Linked DNA regions of Homo sapiens: region 2 is linked to region 1. A link is a loop called in an ENCODE intact Hi-C map of the cell type or tissue named here. Cell type or tissue: dorsolateral prefrontal cortex. All regions are shown on one strand. Each heading gives the region's core, and the rest is flanking DNA. Links, peaks and the distances in the headings are about the cores only. Region 1 overlaps CD83 (CD83 molecule). Region 2 overlaps JARID2 (jumonji and AT-rich interaction domain containing 2).

The links. Hi-C counts contacts between places; a loop is a spot of excess contacts. Peaks named below come from ENCODE experiments on the same cell type or tissue, not always from the same donor. Only the 100,000 strongest peaks of a DNase experiment are listed, where the experiment ranks them.
Region 2: a loop joins it to region 1, with 2.4 times the contacts of the local background. A loop is called at or near these places in 6 of 110 quality-filtered maps.

The regions. Positions count from the first base shown.
Region 1 is chr6:14,122,923-14,134,862 of GRCh38, forward strand. CD83 (CD83 molecule) reads left to right here. Exons shown (of 5, transcript NM_004233.4): 3 at 8,598-8,826; 4 at 10,727-10,833. Among named protein-coding and RNA genes, the nearest start is that of CD83, 11 kb to the left of the region's middle. RefSeq lists enhancers at 5,621-6,219, 6,850-6,899. In dorsolateral prefrontal cortex, for the core only: a CTCF peak has its summit at 6,792 (motif pointing right); DNase peaks (open chromatin) are centred at 3,547 and 6,799.
Region 2 is chr6:15,507,794-15,516,952 of GRCh38, forward strand. JARID2 (jumonji and AT-rich interaction domain containing 2) reads left to right here. Exons shown (of 18, transcript NM_004973.4): 12 at 547-661; 13 at 3,503-3,608; 14 at 4,415-4,597; 15 at 5,122-5,252; 16 at 5,446-5,629. Among named protein-coding and RNA genes, the nearest start is that of DTNBP1-AS1, 34 kb to the right of the region's middle. RefSeq lists enhancers at 1-94, 95-636, 637-1,178, 4,998-5,976. In dorsolateral prefrontal cortex, for the core only: a CTCF peak has its summit at 4,592 (motif pointing left); DNase peaks (open chromatin) are centred at 4,130 and 4,565; H3K27ac peaks cover 2,483 bases.

The sequences.
Region 1 (11,940 bases), core at 2,463-10,462:
GGTAACCAGTGATGTAGAAGGGAGACTTAAACAGCAGATATGGCTGAGAGATAACATTAGAAAGTAGGCTAGAGACAGATTGTGAGGGGCCTTGAATGCCCAGCAACAATGACTTGACCTTTATCCTTTTGGCAGTAAGGAGCCATTGAAGGATTTTTTGTTTGTTTGTTTGTTTTTGTTTTTTTTTTTTTTGAGACAGAGTTTTGCTCTTGTCGCCCAGGCTGGAATACTGTGGTGTGATCTCAGCTCACTGCAACCCCCTCTTCCAAGGTTCAAGCGATTCCCCTGCCTTAGCCTCCTGAGTAGCTGGGATTACAGGTGCCCACCACCATGCCCGGCTACTTTTTTGTATTTTTAGTAGAGACAGGGTTTCACCATGTTGGCCAGGCTGGTCTCGAGCTCCTGACCTCAGGTGATCCACCTGCCTCAGCCTCCCAAAGTGCTGGGATTACAGGCGTAAGCCACCACGCCCGGCCTCACTGAAGGATTTTAAGCAAAGACAATGGCATAATGCAAAATATGCCTAAAGCAAAGCATATTTCTCCTGGTGTTGGATAGAATATGATTCATCTTAGAAGATGAGTCTCAGAGGGAGACTTCATTCTTTTCCTTCTTTTCCTCTTGGTCACCAGTCCTGTCCATGTAGTTCTGCGGAGGAGTGGGCAAGGAAGAATGAGGCCGCCTCTGAGTGGCTATAGAAGAAGTCTCATCTAGATGAGAATGGTGGATCACTGAGATTTTTGGACAATAGTGGAACAGAGCACAAGTTGCCAAAATCTTTTAGCTTGATAATGGGGAGGGAGGAAGAAAGCAGCTGAGAGTTAAATTGAAAAAAAAAAAAAAAAAAGCTAAACAAAAAAACCAACTTGTTTTCCATTAATAAAAGGGGGAACCTGAGTCACATGAGGACTGGATTGTCTTAGCTACGTACTTGGCAATGTCACTACACAAAGAAGAGGAAGTTTGGAGAAGGTCTCAGTGACATAAGGGAAAGTTTTATGTAGGGCAAGACTAAAAGCAGATTGATTACCTAAAAAAAGTTTCCTCCCTCTAAAGATGTTTCCGTAATCCCTTCCTGGCTACTCCTGGAATAACCCTAAATTTTGTATCAACAATCATTAGCTCAAAATAGAGCTGGGCAGAAAATACTTCCCTAAGATTCTTTTATACTCATAAGCATGTTTTTGTTTTTCATTTTGTTTTGTTTTGCACTGAGGTGTATTTGGGTAAAATTTCCGTGTGTGTCATGTGGGACTAGTACAGACTTGGGAGCCCAAGGCTTGTTAATATCACTTGATGCTTTCTTGGAGGACCAGTCTACTGCATATCCCAAATTGGGACAATTTGGAGAAGTGTTCCAGTTCTTAGCTTCCAGTGGTTGCCAGCAGTCCTCGGGGTTACCGATTAGAATCGGTATTACCGATAGAATTGAGGTTACCGATTCTAGAAGAGCTGGTAGCTGCCTAGGATTATGGGTCCACATAGGGAAAACCTTTAGGAAAAGAAGGATGCTGGTTTCCATAAACAGTTCATAATCACCTTGGACCAGCAGTTCTGGAGAACAGAGGTTCTGATTCAAATCAGGCCTTGAGGTCTCATTCCCCAAGGAGTGGGAGGCATGTAAGCCCAGGGGACAAAGCAGGACTGGCCTCGAGGCTGGAGCCATGTGCCAATAGCCCCCTACGTACCAACCTTATTTACATGGTGGTGCGGGGTGCCTTATCATTAGGAGTCTTTCAGTTGTGAGGGATTGTAAATCCAATCAAAACTAGCCTAAAGAGAAGGAAATATATTGGCTTATATATAATTGGAATGGGAAAAAATTGAAAAATCAAAATACAGTTCACATTTCAGTTATGGATGGCGTTGTGGCTTGAATTGTGCCCCCCCCAAAAGATCAGAAGTTCTAATTTCTGATGCTTGTGATTGTGACTTTATTTTGAAATAGAGTCTTTGCAAATGTAATCAAATTGAGATGAGGTGCTACCTGACTAGGGTGGGCCCTACTTCAGTATGAATGATGTCCTGATAGGAGAAAACACACACTGACACAGACAACAGGGAGAAAGCTATTTGAAGACAGACACAGGGATTGGAGTGATGTGTCTACAAGCCAAGCAACGCCGAGGACTGCTGGCAACCACTAGAAGCTAAGAGAAAGGCACAGAACAGATTCTCCCCTAAAGCCTTCAGAGAGCTTGGCCCTGGCAACACCTTGATTTTGGACTTCTGGCCTCCTGAACTGTGAGAGAATACATTTCTATTGTTTCAGCCACCCAGTTTGTGGTGCTCTGCAGCCCTGGCAAATGAATATAGCTAGGCTTAGAGGTTCATGAATGTCCCCAGGACTTGGTGACTTTCCATCTGTCAACTCTGCCTTCCTTTACATTGGTTCTGTGTCCAACCTCTACATAGCAGCCAGATCACAGCCAGTAACTACAGAGTTGGACAAGTTGCACATCCTTTATCTGAAATGCCTGGGAGCAGAAGTGTTTCAGATTTTTGGATTAGGGATGCTCAACCTGTATATCCTTCCAGAAGCAAGTGCAAAGGAGAAGGTTGTGTTTCTCTTCAAATATCTCAACTTATGTCTGATTATTCTCAAGGGACTTTGACTGGGTCACGTGCCTATCAGAGCCAGTCTCCATGATCGTGGGGTACCAGGCCTGAGTTAAGTTGCCTCCTCTAGAACCTAGGTGTGGAGTTCTTCAGAGGACATGAACTCAGAGCTTGTAATGGTACCTCTTCCAGGTCCAGCAGGCCCCACGGGATGCTAATAGAAGAGAGATGATTGGCATGAACAATGAAGGGTCCAACATTGCCTTCAAATCTCAGTTCCAAAGGGGTTTTGATACATTATTATGATGGTGCTTTAAAAAATACAGAATGTTGTGGATATTTTGAAGACATCATATGTGGAAAAAACAGTTTCTCCCTAGAGCAGAGATTGGGACTTCTAGGACAACTTTCCCAGAGGAGACGGGAAGTGTCAGTGGTAAGGAAATGACAGAGTGGGTGGATGGTGTGGAAAGCTATCACAGACAAGAATAATTTCTATTACCAGCATTACCAATTATACAGCACTTTTCTTGTTTTCTCACTTGATTTTATAATAACCCCATGAGCAAGTAAGGGAGCTCCAGATCACGAAATGGGGCTCAGAGGTGAAGTGACATATGGAAGATGACCCAGCTAACACATGGAGAAACTGGGATTGACTTCAGACCTTTGATTCCAAAGCTAGTGCTCTTGTAACTTTCTCACTCTTTCTAAAATTCACGCATTCATTCAGTAAATACTTTTTCAATACGTCTTATATTCAGGGAACTATTTAGTATGCAGAATGAAACCTTGGTTATAAAAAAAAGGAGAGAGAGAGAGTAGTAACATCTTCAGGGCTTTCTGTGTGATCGATATGATGCTTAGGGTCTGTATACATCATCATAAGTATCTTCACGCCAGCTCAGTGAGATGTGATCACCCCCAGATTCCAGTGGAGCTATCCAAGCCTGAGAGTGGTTCAGTCAGTTGGCCAAGAGCAGAGGTAGCCGTGGGAGGGCTGGGGTTTGGTTCCAGCTCAGTCCAATGCCAATGCCTGTGCTCTTAATTATGTTGCCTCTGCTATACTCATAACTCTGTTAACAGCCATAAATCCAGCTCTGTCTGTTAGACCCAGTAAATTTCAAAGTAGAAAATCATTTTTCTAATAAAACTACGCATAGAAAAAAAGATATTAATGCTCATACATTCTACCCTCATTATGACATCAACCTCTGAGCCAAACTATTTTGCACATTATAAAGAGCTGTTTTTATGATGAATGGGAATTATATTGGCACTTTAATTGAGTTAGAAACCAAGGTACATGAATGTTAGTGCACAAGAAATGCGATAAAAAAAGCTGCTCAATGTGGTTGGAATACATCAGATTAATTTAATACCAACTTTAAATCCTTACAATCTATACCCTTAAATATGTTTTATCAAATTATTAGATGAAATTTTTATACTGTTTTTTTTTCTTTTAGGTAGGTACCTATTGCACATTCCCCCCACCCCTGCTTTTATTTTTTTATTTTTTTTTAAGACGGAGTCATGCTCTGTCACCCAGGCTGGAGCGCAATGGCACAATCTTGGCTCACTGCAACCTTCGCCTCCTGGGTTCAAGCGATTCTCCTGCCTCAGCCTCCCAAGTAGCTGGAATTACAGATGTCCACTACCACGCCCAGCTAATATTTTGTATTTGTGGTGGAGATGTGGTTTCACCATGTTGGCAAGGCTGGTCTTGAACTCCTGACCTCATGTGATCCACCTGCCTCAGCCTCCCAAAGTGCTGGGATTACAGGCATGAGCCACCGTGCCTGGCCCTGCATTCTTAACAAATCTGCTATATGATAAATTTAGATTTCAATTTTGTGATCAAAACTCTTTTTTTGCTATAAAATGAAACTATTGCCCTCTTAGCTTCAAATATGGTAATGTAGGAGGTTGGCATATATTTGGATAAAATTATGTAAACTTAAAAAAAAACACTTTCCACAATAGGATGTTTTAATATTGGTTCAGTTTCAGCCATAATTAATGATTTATTTTATGTCTTTTGTTTTAGTTCAAATTAGTTCATCATTAAAAAAAAAAAACTGACTCCATTCACGTGCCCATACAATTAGTACTTGTGTTTGCTTGATTTAGCATTCTGCAAATGAAAGAGAGTTTGTTTTAATTTAGGGCCTGTGCTTTCCTTAAGGTCAAATCTCCATTTGAGAGAAAGAATATGGTATTTAAATAATTTAGTCAAATTGGAGGCCTTGAGACAAGTCAGAGTCCCCAGGCTTTCTGAAAATGAGATGTCCCACGTTTGCACTTTTCCAGCCCAACCAAAAATGATAGAGTTGTCAGCATAAAAGTTAATGTACAACATGTGGATTTTTAAAACATGATTGGGATGAGTGTTTTGAGTAATTAATTTGCTGAAATTGTGTTGTGCTTTAGCGCACTGTACTACAATATTAGCATTGTGAAGCGTGCATTAAATAGTTCCTGTCAATTATGGTTGGCTGTGAATGAATCTGAGGGTTCCTTTTGTTATAAATTACTATTTCCTAAAATGGTTTTGCAGAGAAGCAATGGAACACTTTTAGATTTGGAATGTTTAAAGAGCTGTTCTTGCCAGTGGTTGATTTTGAGTGAGCTCCAATGTTTATGAGAACTCATAAAACAAAGCAAAGTGGGGATGGCCCATTTGCTGTTACTCCGTTTTCCTCCCACTGAAATTTCCCTCCAGTTTTTGGTGGTGCCTCTGCCACAGTTAGCTCATCTGATAAAGCAGGGTGATAGCTGCCTGGCCACGTATCTGATGATAATGATATGAGCTTTTGCATACGGTCCCTTGATCCTGCTAGGGCCCCACCCCCATTCTGAGCATGCAACATTAACATAAAAACTACCACGCCTTTTGCAGCTGTGGATAAACCCCAAATTCCACAGCTGGGGGTCACAAGAGAAAGTTTAGCTGAAAATGTATATACCTAAAACTGGAAGTTAGAGGGAGGGTTATGAAATATTTCCAGGTGCAATGTATGAATTTACAGGGAATTCTTTTTGCTGTAGTTAGTTATTAGGCAAACAGCGCTGTTCATTGGTTTGGCAAGAGTTCCTAGGTTTTGCGGATAGTTCTCTGGGTCATTTAGGAAAAGGGGTGTTTGGAAGATGACCCTGTGAGAGTTGAGATATTTTGCCATGATCCCACTGGTGGCAGCACATCAGAATTCTGCAGGTCGCTTTGAGGTTCTTTGTTTTGCCTTCTCCCTTGATTCTTCCTTCTGTTCTTATGGCTCACCCTGCCTTTGTTTTGCCATTTAAAAATAACTAGCGGCCCACTGACGGTTTTGCCAGAGGCCCTTGGAAATCTAACCGTCAAATAAATTTTATTGGTGTTGCTGCTGATTTTTAAAATGAATTCTCTGCAAATAGGCAGAAGTTACTGCCAGCCAGTTTTGATCACCAGCACCTTTTTGCTTCAACAGTTCCCAGCAGCTAACACAATAATGGGGCCATCTTTATGTAAATAGACACAATAGTTTATGTTTCTACCAGCTCCAGAGGGGTTCACAGTGTTGATCTTGACTTTCAGATGGGCCTTTCTGAGCTGAGGGAGGGGTTGCTGGATGGGAGAGGAGCTTCCCAGGAGAAAACCATGGGTGAATAATCTCAAAACGGTTGTTGCAGCTACACTCGCATTTGGAGGTTAATTTAGAAAAAGAAAAGCAAGATTGGACATCGGAATGGGGACTGCAGGGACTGGGCCGAGCTAATTATTTCAAACTGGCCTTTCAGGCCATCCTAGACACAGATTGGCCCTGGATGGGCCTCGGTCTCTGGTCTCTTGAAAGCCCTTGCCTGGTAGGAAGAAGCCGCTCTGCCAGGCAGCGGAAGGGAGAGGCAAGCAGTGTGAGCCCATGACGAGGCTTCAGTTTATGGTTTACTTAGGCTTGAAAAGGGAAAAATGGTGCTAAATTAGATGTGTTCTGGAATCAGATGGACACTGTTAGTTTCCTCTAAATTTCCTTGGCCCCACCTCCTTTTTGTGCTTTATTTTTGCACACCTATGGGCCCCAGTCTTTTAGCTTCCTCCCATAGATTCTTGATTATTTAGGAAGGAATCTTTCCACACAAAAAGGACCATCAAGAAATGGGATTTATGTCCGCAGACTCGGCCTGAGAAGAGCCGTTCATCTCAGCTCAGGGCTGGGAGGGAGCTGAGCAGGTTTTCTTGCAGGAGCGATCAATCTGCCACCAGATGTCTCTGTAGCCCACTCTACAGGAATGCTCACAAACACCAGGGCTGGAGCCTGAGCTTTCCGGTGACCTTGTGGTATATGCTCTGAATTAATAAATGAAGCAGAAATGACTGTGTGTGTGTGTGTGTGTGTGTGTGTGTGTATACGAGTGCACACGTGCCCATGTGTATGTATTTTCTTTCCTGAGTTGCTTCTCAGAGTATTCCCCTAACTCCTTGGTTATCTCTTTCCCTACACTGAGTTCCTTCCTAAAAGTCAGAGAAGAGTTGTAGGGTGCTCCCAGAACGGGAGATTCATCATTGATAGGTGCAAGCAAAGACAGTGGCAGTGGGCCCTGATAATCTCTGTCTCCTTCCCTAAGGTGGCTCTTGGGTGCAGTTATCATGCTAGGGACAGGTAAGGAATGTCACTTAATCCTGGGCTCCCTGCTGGTCCCCAGCCAACCAGCAAAGGGAAACTCAGGTGCTGCTAGGGGATGTCATTGTTGAAGGGCTGCCCAGGAAGGCTGAAAACAAGGATTTGCTTTACTGCATGTGTACATTCATTTTAGAAGCTTTAAAGTATTTCAATGGAGGAGCAACTTAGCAAGTTAATTAGGCAAATTAAAAATATGTCTAGGAAAGAGAGAATTAATGGTGAATGTGGTATGAGCCTAATCTATGCAGTGGGAGATGCTGTGGACACTCCACCAGTTTGATCACAAAGAATTCACAGAAAGCAAGCCGCGCACGGTGGCTCACGCCTGTAATCCCAGAACTTTGGGAGGCCGAGGCGGGCGGATCGCTTGAGTCTGGGAGTTCAAGACCAGCTTGGGCAACAGAGCAAGACACTGCCTCTAAAAAAACAAACAAATAAAAATTAGCCAGGTGTGGTGGCACAGGCTTCTAGTCCTAGCTACTGGAGAGGCTGAGGTGGGAGTACCAGAAGGTTGACTCAGGAGGCCAAGGGTGCAGTGAGCCATGATCAAGCCAGTTCTCTCCAGCCTGGGTGATAGAGCGAGACCCTGTCTCAAAAAAGAAAAAAAGAAAGCCAGCCAGATAAAATGTCTGGCTAAATTGGGCATCTCCCCAAGTCCGGCTGGTCTGTCCTGAGTACAGTGAAGTCAGCTGTTACTGCCCTTCCATGTGGAGTTTGATATGAGCAGCAAATGATCTGACACATACACTCTCTATAAAGCATGCTTCTCAGCTGTCTCACTGCCATAGTACAGAGAAAAGGTGTGGCACATTCGGCGACGTCAGGCATGACCACACAGAGACACAGCCCTTGAGGAACAAGGTGACTGTTCGCAGGAGGCGTTGCTCATCTGCTTATCTGATTTTAGTTGAATTGTCTGGCAAGGATCATAACAGATTTAGGAATTTTTCCAAATAAAAGGCTGGGATACAAAAATAGGAATCATTCAGTGGGTGAGTTGGTATCTGAAGAAAACAAGAGAACATTTAATACAGAACAGTCCTATCTATACATGTATACATAGACACAAAATATAATCCAGCAAGATTCACACACAGCATATCACTGTCATCAACAGTGACTCTCTCTCCCTAATATAGGGTGGAAATTGGGATACTTATGATAGAATCATGAGATGTAGTCCTGATATATTCCGAAGATGTAGCCTTGGGAATTTTCATAGATCTTTCCTCCCCCAGAGGTCACACACACACAAAAGCATCACGTCTTGTTTTACAAACATAAGTTGAGGCTGGATCTTCTGAAAACAAAATGGAAACATTGGTGTCGAGTTGGAGTGCTTGCAGTGGACCGTGATGCGCTCTGATTCCTTCTTCACAGTTATTGGAGGGTGGTGAAGAGAGGATGGAGACACCCCAGGAAGACCACCTCAGGGGACAGCACTATCATCAGAAGGGGCAAAATGGTTCTTTCGACGCCCCCAATGAAAGGCCCTATTCCCTGAAGATCCGAAACACTACCAGCTGCAACTCGGGGACATACAGGTGCACTCTGCAGGACCCGGATGGGCAGAGAAACCTAAGTGGCAAGGTGATCTTGAGAGTGACAGGTGAGGTGACCTGCTGCACTTGTTTTCTTCTTGAACAATGCATGTGTACTTCCTTTAGGTCCTAAAATCGTTCCTCTCTTTTGGAGTGTAGCTCTAGAGCTTTGGATCACATCTGTGGCTGAAAGTGGAAATCCGCTGCAAGCATGTCACCATTTTCTCTTTCTGTGGCTTAAATGATGCCTTTTGTTTGACTTTTGCCCAACACTTGTTAGGGGCTGAGGGTGGAAATGATAAAAATGTGGTCACAGAGCCCCTGATTCCGTACAACCGTTGATTTCTCCTTCTGTCAGGGATCTGAAAGGAATTGGACTTCGGGTAATATTATTACACCTGCAAGAGTACAGTCCCTGTTTAAGGGGGCAGTGTGTGCTTTTTGCTTAGTGTTGTATGCACACACCTCCCTTAGGCCCTCCTGGATCTCCAGCCCTTCATCCTGGTTTCTTTGTTTCCTGGTACTTAGTACAACTGGCATGTTATGTATGGATTGATTTACTGTCTGTCTCCCCAAGAGAACAAGAACCTCTGCGTTTTCTTCTCTGATGTATCTGGGCACATAGTAGGCCCTCAATGAATATTCACCTGAATGAGAGGAACCTTGCAGAGGAGAGTGGAGAGGGCAGGCATGTCCTGCAGGGAGTGGAGAGAAAATGAAGAGAATAGCTGATTTTCTCTCCTTTTCCTCTTCCATGGCGATATTGCCTACAACTTAAGGGGTCAGAGTCTACAGTCACTTAGATCTGGCTCAAATATTAACTCTGCCTTTTGTTAGTGTGTGACCTTGAGCAAATCACGGATTGACACTAAGCCTCAGTTCTCTAATCTCTAAAATGGAAGTAACGTCTACAACATAGGCTTGTTGTGAAGGTTAAATGAGAAGTTGCGTTAAAATGCTGAGTGTAGTGCCCGGGATAGACTGAATGACCAATACATATTAGGGACCATGAGGACAATGGCTCTCATTACCCACGGCTGTGAGAATCCATCCCTCGACTGCTGCACAAAATGTCGAATCCATTTTCAGGGGTTGACATCTCTGGAGATCTAGCCATTGGCTCCAATGGCAGAACCCCCTCCGCTCACTTGCACTCCACCTGCTCCTGCCTGGGGCATCAAGCAGATTCTGTTTGCAAGCACACTATAGCCAAAGCTCAACTTGCTTCCCCAAACAGCACATTGGGTGTTGCACCTGAGTGGGGAGAGGCACCTCCCTTCATGTCTGTCCCTGGGCTAAAGGCCTCGCTGCTCTTACCCTCCCTTCGTGCTGCACCAAACCCTTTAACAGCCCTGAGGGAGTTGTTCTTCCACCCAACCATGCTGGCACCCTTGCCGAAAGAGCTTGAATGATTCTAGAAAAATCTGTTGACGTATTTGGCAATATCAGGGCAGCTCCCCTGCTTCCTTTCATAGTCCCTGAAACCTCCTGAGGTGAGGACACACCACAGTCTACCCAACAGTGATGAAGTTAAGATAATTTCTGGATTAACAAGTGGTGGTTCATCTGGTAGGAGGACAAAATAAGCCAGGAAAGGCTTGACATCCGAAGTGCAGGCAGACAGGCCGCAGGATAAGCCTGGACCAGCTGTCTGGCTCAGCCGCCTTGGTCCTTGGTCCTTGACCCTCTCTGAGCCTCGGCTCTTTCATCTGTAAAATGGGACTACTCAGGCCTGTTCTGAAGATTCGGAAAGATGCCATGTGAGAGTCGCATGCAGCCAGACACAGAGCGACAGTGCGCGCCGGCTGCTGCTGTCACCTTCACTGTCACTGTTACTGTCGTTCATCCTGATGGTGGGAAGAGGAGACAAGCAGGACTCCAGGACCAAGGAACAAAGCATTCTTAGCTTTTTTTCATGGTAGAAAAATCCTGTTAAAATGGCTTCACATGTCGCTTACTTTTTTAAAGGATGCCCTGCACAGCGTAAAGAAGAGACTTTTAAGAAATACAGAGCGGAGATTGTCCTGCTGCTGGCTCTGGTTATTTTCTACTTAACACTCATCATTTTCACTTGTGTAAGTATCTTCTTAAAACATCTTCTCTTATTAAAAGATTACCCAGGGCACCAATCCAAGTATCTCTTGCAGATAGTGCGAATCATTTAATAATGGTGAGAGAGATTATTCTTTGAACCCTGGACTTTTTGAGGCCCCTAGACTGGGAGAATCATTACAGGAAGCTCCCTGAAATATTTCCAGCTTTTGTCTAGTGGCTACGTTTAGAGCATTGTGGAAAAAAAAAACAAAGTAAGATATAGGAAGGACGTTTGGGAAATGACAAGGGGTTCTATGCAAGAGCAGAGGCCCTGTAGGCGCAGTGCTAGAAGTTGCAGCGCTGAGGGTCCCCCATCCCAGAGCAGAGGCCCCGCTCTTCCTGTGGGTGAGGGAGTGGGCCCCACTGCCCCAGGGATGCCAGGGGATAGATCAGCCTCCTTTGGCTGCCTTCAAACTATTTCTCGTGGGGGTTCTCCCCTTCTATTTTTGGTATTTCTGCCCATGCCTTAAGAATTAATCCCAAGAAGCCAGAGCAGTGAGGCACAGTGGGAGGCTTCCGGGGTGCAGGATGGCTGGCCGGTGCTCAGGCACCCTAGACATGCCCATGAGCTGTTGGTTGCAGGTTCTGGCTCAAAGCCCTCAGAGATTCTTTCTGCATGGCTGCTCACCTGTGTTGATGATGGTTGTGGGAGAGTAGGGCCACATGTGTGTCTGACCCCTCTAGGAAGTGATCTGCCCCCTTTGTCTCCATCCACCAGGCAGGGCTGGCTACCTAGGGGCCAGGACAGACTTCACCCAGGAGCTACCCCAGGACTGGTTCTTGCCACTCACTGTGTCCCTCTATTCACTTACTTGCCTCTCTGGCTGTGCACTCATCTCTCTGGTTTCTATTTTAGATACCAGTCAATCAGAGACTCCAGTGAGCACCTACTATGTTCAAGGCATTATGCTAGGCACTGTACAGGGCATAAAAAGGTGTAAGACATTGTTCCTGCCCTCAAGGAGCTTACAGTTAGGATGTTAGGGTTATTTGCGTATAAGAAGATAATTAGAGTTACCAGGCAGTATGTTTTAAACATGAATGACTTTAGCTTCTTGTTGGAAAATGCCTGCTTCTGTGGGCATTGA
Region 2 (9,159 bases), core at 235-8,234, 1.4 Mb after region 1:
CAGGGAAAGCCAAGGGGTCATGGAGGTTGTGGTCACCATGAATGTGAAGGCCCAGGCCTTGGCGAAAGTGGCTAGGAACCTGTCCGGGTCCTGGAACCTGACTCATTTCTGAGCTGAGCCAAGGAGCCCTGTGCCCTACTCACCCTGCTCAGAGGCCTTACCAACAAAGGGGCTTTCTTGCTTTCTGCCTCTGGCCCTGATGGGGGTTTTTGGGTTTGGCGCCTCTGGTCCTCAGCCTTGAGGCTTGGGGGCTTCGGCCCGTGGGCGGCCGGTTCCTCGGCATTCCTCACCAGGTCAGGTTCCTGCGGCCACCTCCCTCATGAGGCCGACGTGCTCCTGATGTTTTGAAGCGGTGTTCATATTCTCCCACTTCTGTAGAGCAAGCAGGAAAGAGTAGGTACCTTCTGCTCACTGTCTTTTGTCTGGCTTTGAGTCCCATTTCTTTTCCTTCTTGTTTTAGCGGAAGAAAGAGATTTTTACTTACTGTTCCTTTGAGACCTTGTTGCCTAGCTTTTAAAAATGCCCTTTTCACTCTTTCTGTTTTAGGAGTGACTATTCCCTGGCTAAATATTGGCATGGTCTTTTCTACCTCATGCTGGTCTCGAGACCAAAATCACCTTCCATACATTGACTACTTACACACTGGTGCTGACTGCATTTGGTGAGTACTGGCCCCAGGCGGGAAGGGAGGGACTGCAGAAACTACTATTACCACATGAAGTGGGGCCTGTGGGTAACTTCTTGTCCAGGTGGTTCCACGTGCTTGAGAACTTGCTTCTCTGTGTTCAGGCCTGTCCTGCGTTCCCTGCCGAAGCCTGGGCCTGGGATCACCTACCTCTGTTGGAAGAGTTGGGGTGCTGGAGAATGTTGTAACACTGTCTGATGATGAGCAAATCTTTTCATATGCTTAGTGGCCATTTAAGTTCCCCTTAGTTCCTTAAGTTCCCTTAAGAATTACCTACTTACGTCTGTTTTTGTTTTGTTTTGTTTCGTTTTGTTTTGTTATGGATTAGTCACTTTTTCTTGTGGATTTCCAAGAGTTATTTTCACCTTAGGGTTAAGGAACAGTAGTAAAAGTGCCACACAAAGCTAACCAGTAGTAGTGACCGTGTCATCAGCCCTCTAGTAACTGAATATAAACCGTGGTATTTCATGATTGGTTATTTTCAGCCTCTCTGTAGAGCCAGTGTTTCCTCATCTATCGGTGGCTGTGGGGAGTAGAGTTGACTTGGGAATCTCGTTCCTGCCATGTGGAGACACGCGCGTTATGTACCCTGTGGAGTCTGTTGCCTGGCGAGGTGTTCTGGGTCCCCGCCTGTAATCTGACTCTCACTGTAGCCATCCCTGATTGAGGCTGGGTCCCCGCCTGTAATCCTGACTCTCACTGCACCCATCCCTGATCGAGGCTGGACTCTTTGGTGTCTTTGTTTACGGCGGCAGATGGGAAATGACTACAAATAATCAGATGTCTTGTCGTCTGATCGTTTACCGGCATGCTGTTCATGCCATGCTGACTGTGTTTATTGCCCTAATGGGGTGATTAAACATTCTTTATTAAAATAAACAAAGTCTTAGGACTCGTGTTCTCCCTCTTTGGAGCCAGCGTCGGCTGCAGCCTCCTCATTTTGGCTGTTCTGGTGAGTGGTGCTGTGGACATGAGGGAGCCCTCCCTTCCCACATGGGTCTGTGTGCCATGGACGGTGATCATGGTGTCCTGCAGTGGGTCCAGAGTGATGGGCCCGGGAAGCCCAGGCTGTTGCCTGTGGAGCGGGGACTGACAGGAGCCTTGGGGCTTAGCCGGGCCAGGCCACCAGCTGGGGAGGGGACAGCCAGGACTATTCCGAGAGGTGCCTTTGCCTCCGGAAGAAGAGCGTGGCCATTTCCTGTGGAGGAGTTACACTGGCTGTGGCATGGCCTGTGTTCTGGGGTCATCCCCAGGCCAGTGACCTCAGGCCCGAGTTTCTTCCGTGTGGGTTTGCTTATGGCTTGACGTTGAGTCACAGATAGCAAAATGTGATACCCTGTGTGGGCTTTTTGAAGACTCACTCCTGGAACCTCATTGACAGGAGAGAAAGAAAAGGCAGGGATAGGATCAGAGAACATGATGGTGTGTAGTTTTTCTTAAAACATGTGATTTAGGTTAGAAACCCTGTATTTAAATTACCAATCAGTAACAGAATATGTTGGCATTGAAAATAACATGAGCATTAAAAAAAATACTTCCTTCACTGAGCAACTGAAACCAGGATTTGGCCTCAGAGAGAAATGCTTTCATCACAGACACATAGGGGCTGCAGAGTTGCTGCCCGCCTGGACCTGGGGGGCGGGGGCTGTGGGGAGGGGCTGGCGGTGTTGCCCTGAGCTGCTGGCCCACATCTTTGTGTTTAATGGTGGTTGATGGCTTCACTGGCTTAGCATCCTGAAGACCTGTCAGGCCCCTCTCCACACTGATGTCCTCCTCTTGCCTGGGGAGGAGCCCCTCAGACAGCCTGAGACACCCAGGGGCAGGGCAGCCATCCCTGCACCCCTGCCTTGCGGGGGGCCTCCCCTCACATCCCCCTCATTCATGCTGTGAGCCTGACACCAGGGGCGTCACACGTTGTGAGTGGAAGTGTGGCCCTGGTGGGCTCCAAGGACATGGGCAAAACCTCCTCCCCTCCCTGTGATTGCCGTGAGGAGGCCGTGTAGGTTACTTTCTACCTGTACCTCCCACCTTTTCTTACACTTGAGGACCCCTGCCATGGTTATACCCTGGAGGGTCTGTGAGCCACCACTTCCCCAGGCCACCCTCTGACAGAGGCCTATGAGCCCTTGATCCTCCTGTGTGTCTTGCTGTATGTGCCTGATGCCGGGTAGGCTGGGTCCTAACACGTAAAACTCTCCAGTGGGGAGCAGAGCTGGGGGCCCCTAGCTATCCCCTGACCCCTACTTCACCACAGCATCTGCCAAGGAGTTGGCCTTGAGGTGGCACATGTGCATGAGCCTGGCTCCTTCCCCAACTCTCTGTGCATTTGTAGAGGGCAGGGTTTACTGTTCCTGTCTGGAGGGCCGAGGGAGCCACGTATTCCTTGTGAGGACATTATCAGGTGCTGCTCCTGCAGTGGCCTCTGTTAACAGAAGGAGGGTGCAGTGCTGGAGCCTCAGAAGAGGCTCGTGGAGGCCGCAGTGTGTCTGGTTCTGATTTCTAGGGGTTTGTGAACATCTGTTTGTGGTTTGAAGGCTTTTTGGCTCACCAGGTGGGTCAGATCTCCATAAAAGATGAGCATCTCGCAACGCGGATGCACTGTGGTTTGGCTGTGTGCTAGGTGGACGTGGCACTGCTGCCATGGGAAATGGGAGCCAGCAGTGACCAGGCACCCAGCCAGGCCAGTGCGCCATCCCTGCCGGCGTGGAGCAGAGCCTCTCGTGTGCTCGGGTCCCTGAGGGTGACGGGGGTGGCCCAGTACATGCAGGAGGCCCTTGTCAAGTCTCTGCTTGTCTCTTGTGTCTCTCAATGACCCAGGTATTGCATTCCTGCTGAGGAGGAGAACAAGCTGGAAGATGTGGTCCACACCCTGCTGCAAGCCAATGGCACCCCAGGGCTGCAGATGCTGGAAAGCAACGTCATGGTGCGTCCACTCAGCCACCGCCTCCAGCAGGAGCTGTAGGACCTCCTAGGCACTTGAACATGGTTTCCCATGAACCCGCCTTTCAAAGGCAATGAGGACACAGCAAAACAAATCCCCAGGGTGCAAAGGGAAAGGTCCTCTGACACAAAAGCCAAACTGACCTTCCATCAGATTGCACAGGGCGCTGGGGTTTTGCACGGCCTTTGCATCTGTTTTGGGGCTTGTTTGTGTTGTGGGCTGCTGTGGGCCCTGGGATTTCTTGTGCCCGCCGCTCCTACCTTCTGGGCATGTGAGAGGAATGAGCACAAAGGCTTCTTCACCTGTTTTCAGGAAGTCATGGGGCTGGTGAGTTCCTGGGAAGTGCTGCTTTGAGCTGAGTTCTGACCAGCTTCTCTGGCCTCTGCTGACCCTGCCGGTCCCGCCTGTCCATCTTAGAGAAGAGATGGACGGGGGACTCCTTTGTAAGCCCAGCCTGTGGGCCTGTGGCCTACTTGGCTCTGGAGATGAGCCCGGCAGCCTCCTGGTTGTGTAACCTTGTCCTGTTTCCAGCCCTGGCATTGCCACGTGGGGACAGAGGGGCCTGTGTGGTCATCATGTCCTCAGCTGTGCATGAACCTGTCATCACTCTTGGACCAGTGCAGTTTAGAAGCTCCTTCTTGTGTTATGAATGACGTCTTTTTATTTTCCACATAAAACAATCTTATCTCCTTGAGAGCAGGCCTCTTAGGGTGCGCATACGTCACCTGAAGACTGCAGGTGTCCCTGCGCACAGGGAGGGGTGCCTCAGCCTGGCCCTGTCTCCCCAGATCTCCCCGGAGGTGCTGTGCAAAGAGGGGATCAAGGTGCACAGGACCGTGCAGCAGAGTGGCCAGTTTGTCGTCTGCTTCCCGGGATCCTTTGTGTCCAAAGTGTGCTGTGGGTACAGCGTGTCTGAAACCGTGCACTTTGCTACCACCCAGTGGACAAGTATGGGCTTTGAGACCGCCAAGGTGAGCAGAGCCGGCCTCCTCCCGCTTGCTGCCCCCGCATCCCTGTGAGTGCCGTGCGTGAGCGCACACAGAAGCATCCCTGCGTGTGCGTGTCTATTTGTCAATAGTTCCTTTTGGAATATGTCTTTGAAATTCTTAAGACGTGGTTGAAAGGTCTTCTAGGAATGAAAAGTTGTTAGGGATTTGTTTGTATCACAAAGAGTTTTGATCAGACCGTTACTGACAGACCCCTCCAGTATTGGAAAACTGTTGAAGATGCTCAAGGTAATTGCTTAGAATGGACAGAGAACCTCCACCCATCGTGAGGGAGTGGCAGCTGCCTCTGGGTAGCGGCGAAGTGCTATGACTTTTCCTGGTATGTGGTGCCTTTCTCACAGGGAGGCAAAGTTTTGAAGAGTTTTTAATCTAAATGCAATTCAAGATTTAGAAATTCAGACAGCCTGCCTGCCCCCTCCACCAAGAAGAACCTTGACAGCTGCCTAGTAATGAAAATCCACCCTAAAGGGATGTGACTCCTCTTTCAGGAAATGAAGCGTCGCCATATAGCTAAGCCATTCTCCATGGAGAAGTTACTCTACCAGATTGCACAAGCAGAAGCAAAAAAAGAAAACGGTCCCACTCTCAGTACCATCTCAGCCCTCCTGGATGAGCTCAGGTAACAGACCCCCAGAGCCCACGCCAGAGAGCTGGACCCGGCTGCCCTTCGGGGGCTCACCCCCCGAGCAGGCCTCACTTCCTGACAGGAGGGTGTGTCTGCAGGGAGGCCGGTGTGGGGTGCGTGTGTCCCCTCTGCTGGTGAGCATGGCAGGCCGTCACTAAAGGTGCGGGCCGTCTCCCGTGTCTGGCAGGGATACAGAGCTGCGGCAGCGCAGGCAGCTGTTCGAGGCTGGCCTCCACTCCTCCGCACGCTATGGCAGCCACGATGGCAGCAGCACGGTGGCGGACGGGAAGAAAAAGCCTCGAAAGTGGCTGCAGTTGGAGACGTCAGAGAGGAGGTGTCAGATCTGCCAGCACCTGTGCTACCTGTCCATGGTGAGCCCGCCTGGCCCTGCCGGCGCCCTCGCATGTAGTGCTTGGCCTGAGAGCTCCGGGGTTGCCCCCAGAAGAGGGAGGGCGCTCTCTGCCCAGGAGACCTGCTGTGCTCCCATCTCTGGAGCCGGCTGTGGGACCTCGGCGGAGCTTCTGGCCGCCGGAGGTGGCTGCCTCACCCACAGTGACCAGGCCACACAGAGGCTGTCCCTCTGTTCTGCCCACGCGTGGCCCTCCCTCGGTCCTGCAGTGCGTCCTTCCTCCCTGGGGAGCAGGTGGCCTCCCTCTCCGCCCTACTTTGTCACTCCAGCCCCCACGCACTCTGCTCTTACCCATTCTTTCTGAGGCAGTGAGGGGCGGGTTTCCAGTACTGGGCAGCGTCTGCCATTCCCTGTGGCCTGTGCCTGGTGCACCTGGGCCCATGGCCTCTGCCCTTTGGCTCTGTTCTTGGTTTCCTGGTCCTGCTCAGCTACATGATCTGCCTCAGCCCCCGAGGACTTCAGAATCTATCCTTGGTGAAAGCTGATGTTCCTCCTGTCCCATCTGGGATCAGAGATGCTTTTCTGGCACAGCCACTCCAGGCCACAGCAGGCTGCATTCCTCTTGCCTTCTCGACTGTGCCCTGCTGGCTTCCTCGTGCCCACCTGCCTGCCTCAGCTTTGGGGTTAATACCAAACACCTCCTCCCCCTGCTCACCCCTGTTCCAGCCCAGAGGTGGGCTCAGAAAAGCCCTTCCATGGCGACTGGATGGCTGTGGCCTCGCCATGCTTCTTCCAGTCTCCCCTTGACCTCTCACCAGAGAGCTGCCCTGACACACTCTGGGTAGGGACGCCCAGCTGGCACTGCAGATGGCTCCACAGCACTACACACCTTAGCCTGGAACAGAGAGCATGCCCGAAGGGCCTGACCTGCCTCCCCGGGCCTCGTCCCTTTCCACAGTGCCTCACATCTCCAGTACAGAAGCCTAGCTTAGGAGGTGCCCACCCCATATGCTGTGTGGTGCCTGTGTCCCACAGGTGCCCCCTTCGGCTGCACACTCGCTGAGAGGCCAGTGCCTCTGCGTCCCTCTGCTTGTCCATGGTGGGCCAGGACTGAGACCCGGGTCGACTCTCCTTGGCCTCCCAGTGTGACTGTGTCATGCCGTCTCACCCCGAGTCCTGGCGTGCCCTGTAGAAGAGGGAGGACACAGCCTCTCCCGGATGAGTCAGATCGTCAGATCGTCAGATCAGGGCTTTGTAACATTTGAAAGAGCTAAAAACTCGGTGTGTCCTCATCTCCTCCTTACCTAAGGACGCAAATCACATTGTATCAGATAGGCCCACCCTCATGGCCTCATTTGAGCTGATTTACCTCTTTAGAGGCCCTACCCCCAACTGCAGTCACAGCTGAGATCCTGGAGGTTCAACGTTTGCATTTGATGGGGGACAAATGCAGTCCGTGACCGCCCTGCCTCCTGTCCTGTAGATTTCCTTCTGTCTGGTTTTTTCCCCCAGACTTCTCAAAATGTATTACCTAGAGCCATTTGGTTCTTAAAAGAAAATGATGATAAGCATTTTCCCAGATCTTCAAAGTATCTTATAAACATCACTGATAAAAGCTGCATAGCTTGGTGTGCTCTCTCTCTGTTCTTTTTTTTTTTTGTTTGTTTGAGACAGTCTTGCTCTGTTGCCTAGGATGGAATGCGTGCTGTGATCCTGTCTCACTGTAGCCTCAACCTCCTGGTCATCCTCCCACCTCAGCCTCCTGAGTAGCTGGGACAGCAGGTGTACCACCACGCCTGGTTAACTTTTTTTTTTTTTGTGGTAGAGATGGGGTTTTGCTGTTACCCATAGGCTGCCTACTTCAGCCTCCCAGAGCCCCAGGATTATAGGCATGGGCCACTGCGCCCAGCTGTCCATCCTCTTGCTGGAACACGCTATTCATTTCCATGCACTGAGGGCTGTATGGTAGTTACACCTGGGGGTGAAGCTGGTCTGTCCCTGTGAGGTGGCACCAGGTGGCCTCATTTTCAAGCCATCCTTCAGAAACTTCAGAGTTGTCACCTGGCATTTCCTGTCAGCCTGAAAGTTATTTTAAGAAGAATGTATTGTGAGGCCGGGCATGGTAGGCCAATCCCAGTGCTTCGGGAGGCAATGGTGGGCAGATCACTCGAGGCCAGGAGTGCGAGACCAGCCTGGGTGACAGAGGGAGACTAATCTCTACAAAAAATACAAAAAATTAACTGGGTGTGGTGGCGGGGGTATCACTTGAGCCCAGAAGTTCAAGGCTACAGTGAGCCATGATCACACCACTGTACTCCAGCCTGGGTGACAGAGTGACAACCTGTCTCTTTAAAAAAAAAAAACAAAAACAAAAACCAGGCACGGTGGCTTATGCTTGTAATCCCAGCACTTTGGGAGGCTGAGGCGGGCCAATCACAGCCTGGCCAACATGGTGAAACACCATCTCTACTAAAAATAGAAAAAATTAGCCGTGCATGATGTTGAGCGCCTGTAGTCCCAGCTACTCGGGAGGTGGAGGTTGCAGTGAGCCGAGATCGCGCCATCGCCCAGGTGACAGTGCGAGACTCCATCTCAAAAAAAAAAAAAAAACCCGTTATAAATCCATAGGCAAAAATTGGGGTTTGACTTATACGTTGACAGTTTGCATTGCTTGGATTACTAATACATTTGTGAATTTAAATTTGATGTGTTTCCTGTTCTTCCTGTCCTTGGCCCCGTGTCTCTCCAAGGTCTTGTTTCTGTCAGTAGGTGGCATTCCCACACTCCTACAACGTGTTCTCTGTTCCTTGCTTAGAAACACCGCAGACGAAAACAAGTCCTTCCCCTCAAGCTTTCTGAGAAAGGCCTATGACTCTTCTCCTCTTGAGTGTTAAGACTGAATTTTTCCTTATTTTCAAACTCAGAATTAGAATAGGACTTGGAGTCAGCGTGAAGTATGGGAGCCCTCCGGCAGAAGCCAGGTGGCTGTTTCCTTTCATCCGGCCCCTCTCAACCCTAGACAGGCCCCCAGTGAGGGTCTCTGTCCCAGCACTCTCCTGTGGCCTCAGGCAGCAGGGTGTCCACTGGCGGGACAGCTGTGGGCTTTGTGGACAGCCCGCCCAAGGGGGCCGGGGCTGGTGGGTGAGGTCATCGGCGTCACAGCGGTCAGGAATCTGTGATGTTGAGGGTTTTGGGGGAGTTTGCATGGGGTCGTTGGACGCCGCTTGCTCTGTTGACTGTGAGCCACTCATGGACCACCATGAGAACCTGTTTTGCTGCTGGAAAGTCAAGGGTGCGTTCCCCGGGTGGCCGCCTAAGTTGGAGTCCTCCATGTTCCACATCTATTCCAGCACTAGGGTGGTTTCAAACACAGGATCTCAGGAGCCCTCAGAACTCAAGAGATGAGAAATACGCACCCCTCACTGTCTTTAGCAGCCTGGTGGTGACTGAACCTCTCCCAGGAAACTCCAGCAGAAATCTGGAGGGGACTTGAGGGCCACTCCCAGGTCTAACTCAGAGGTGGTCAGTTACTCACCTTCCTAGTTGAAGACC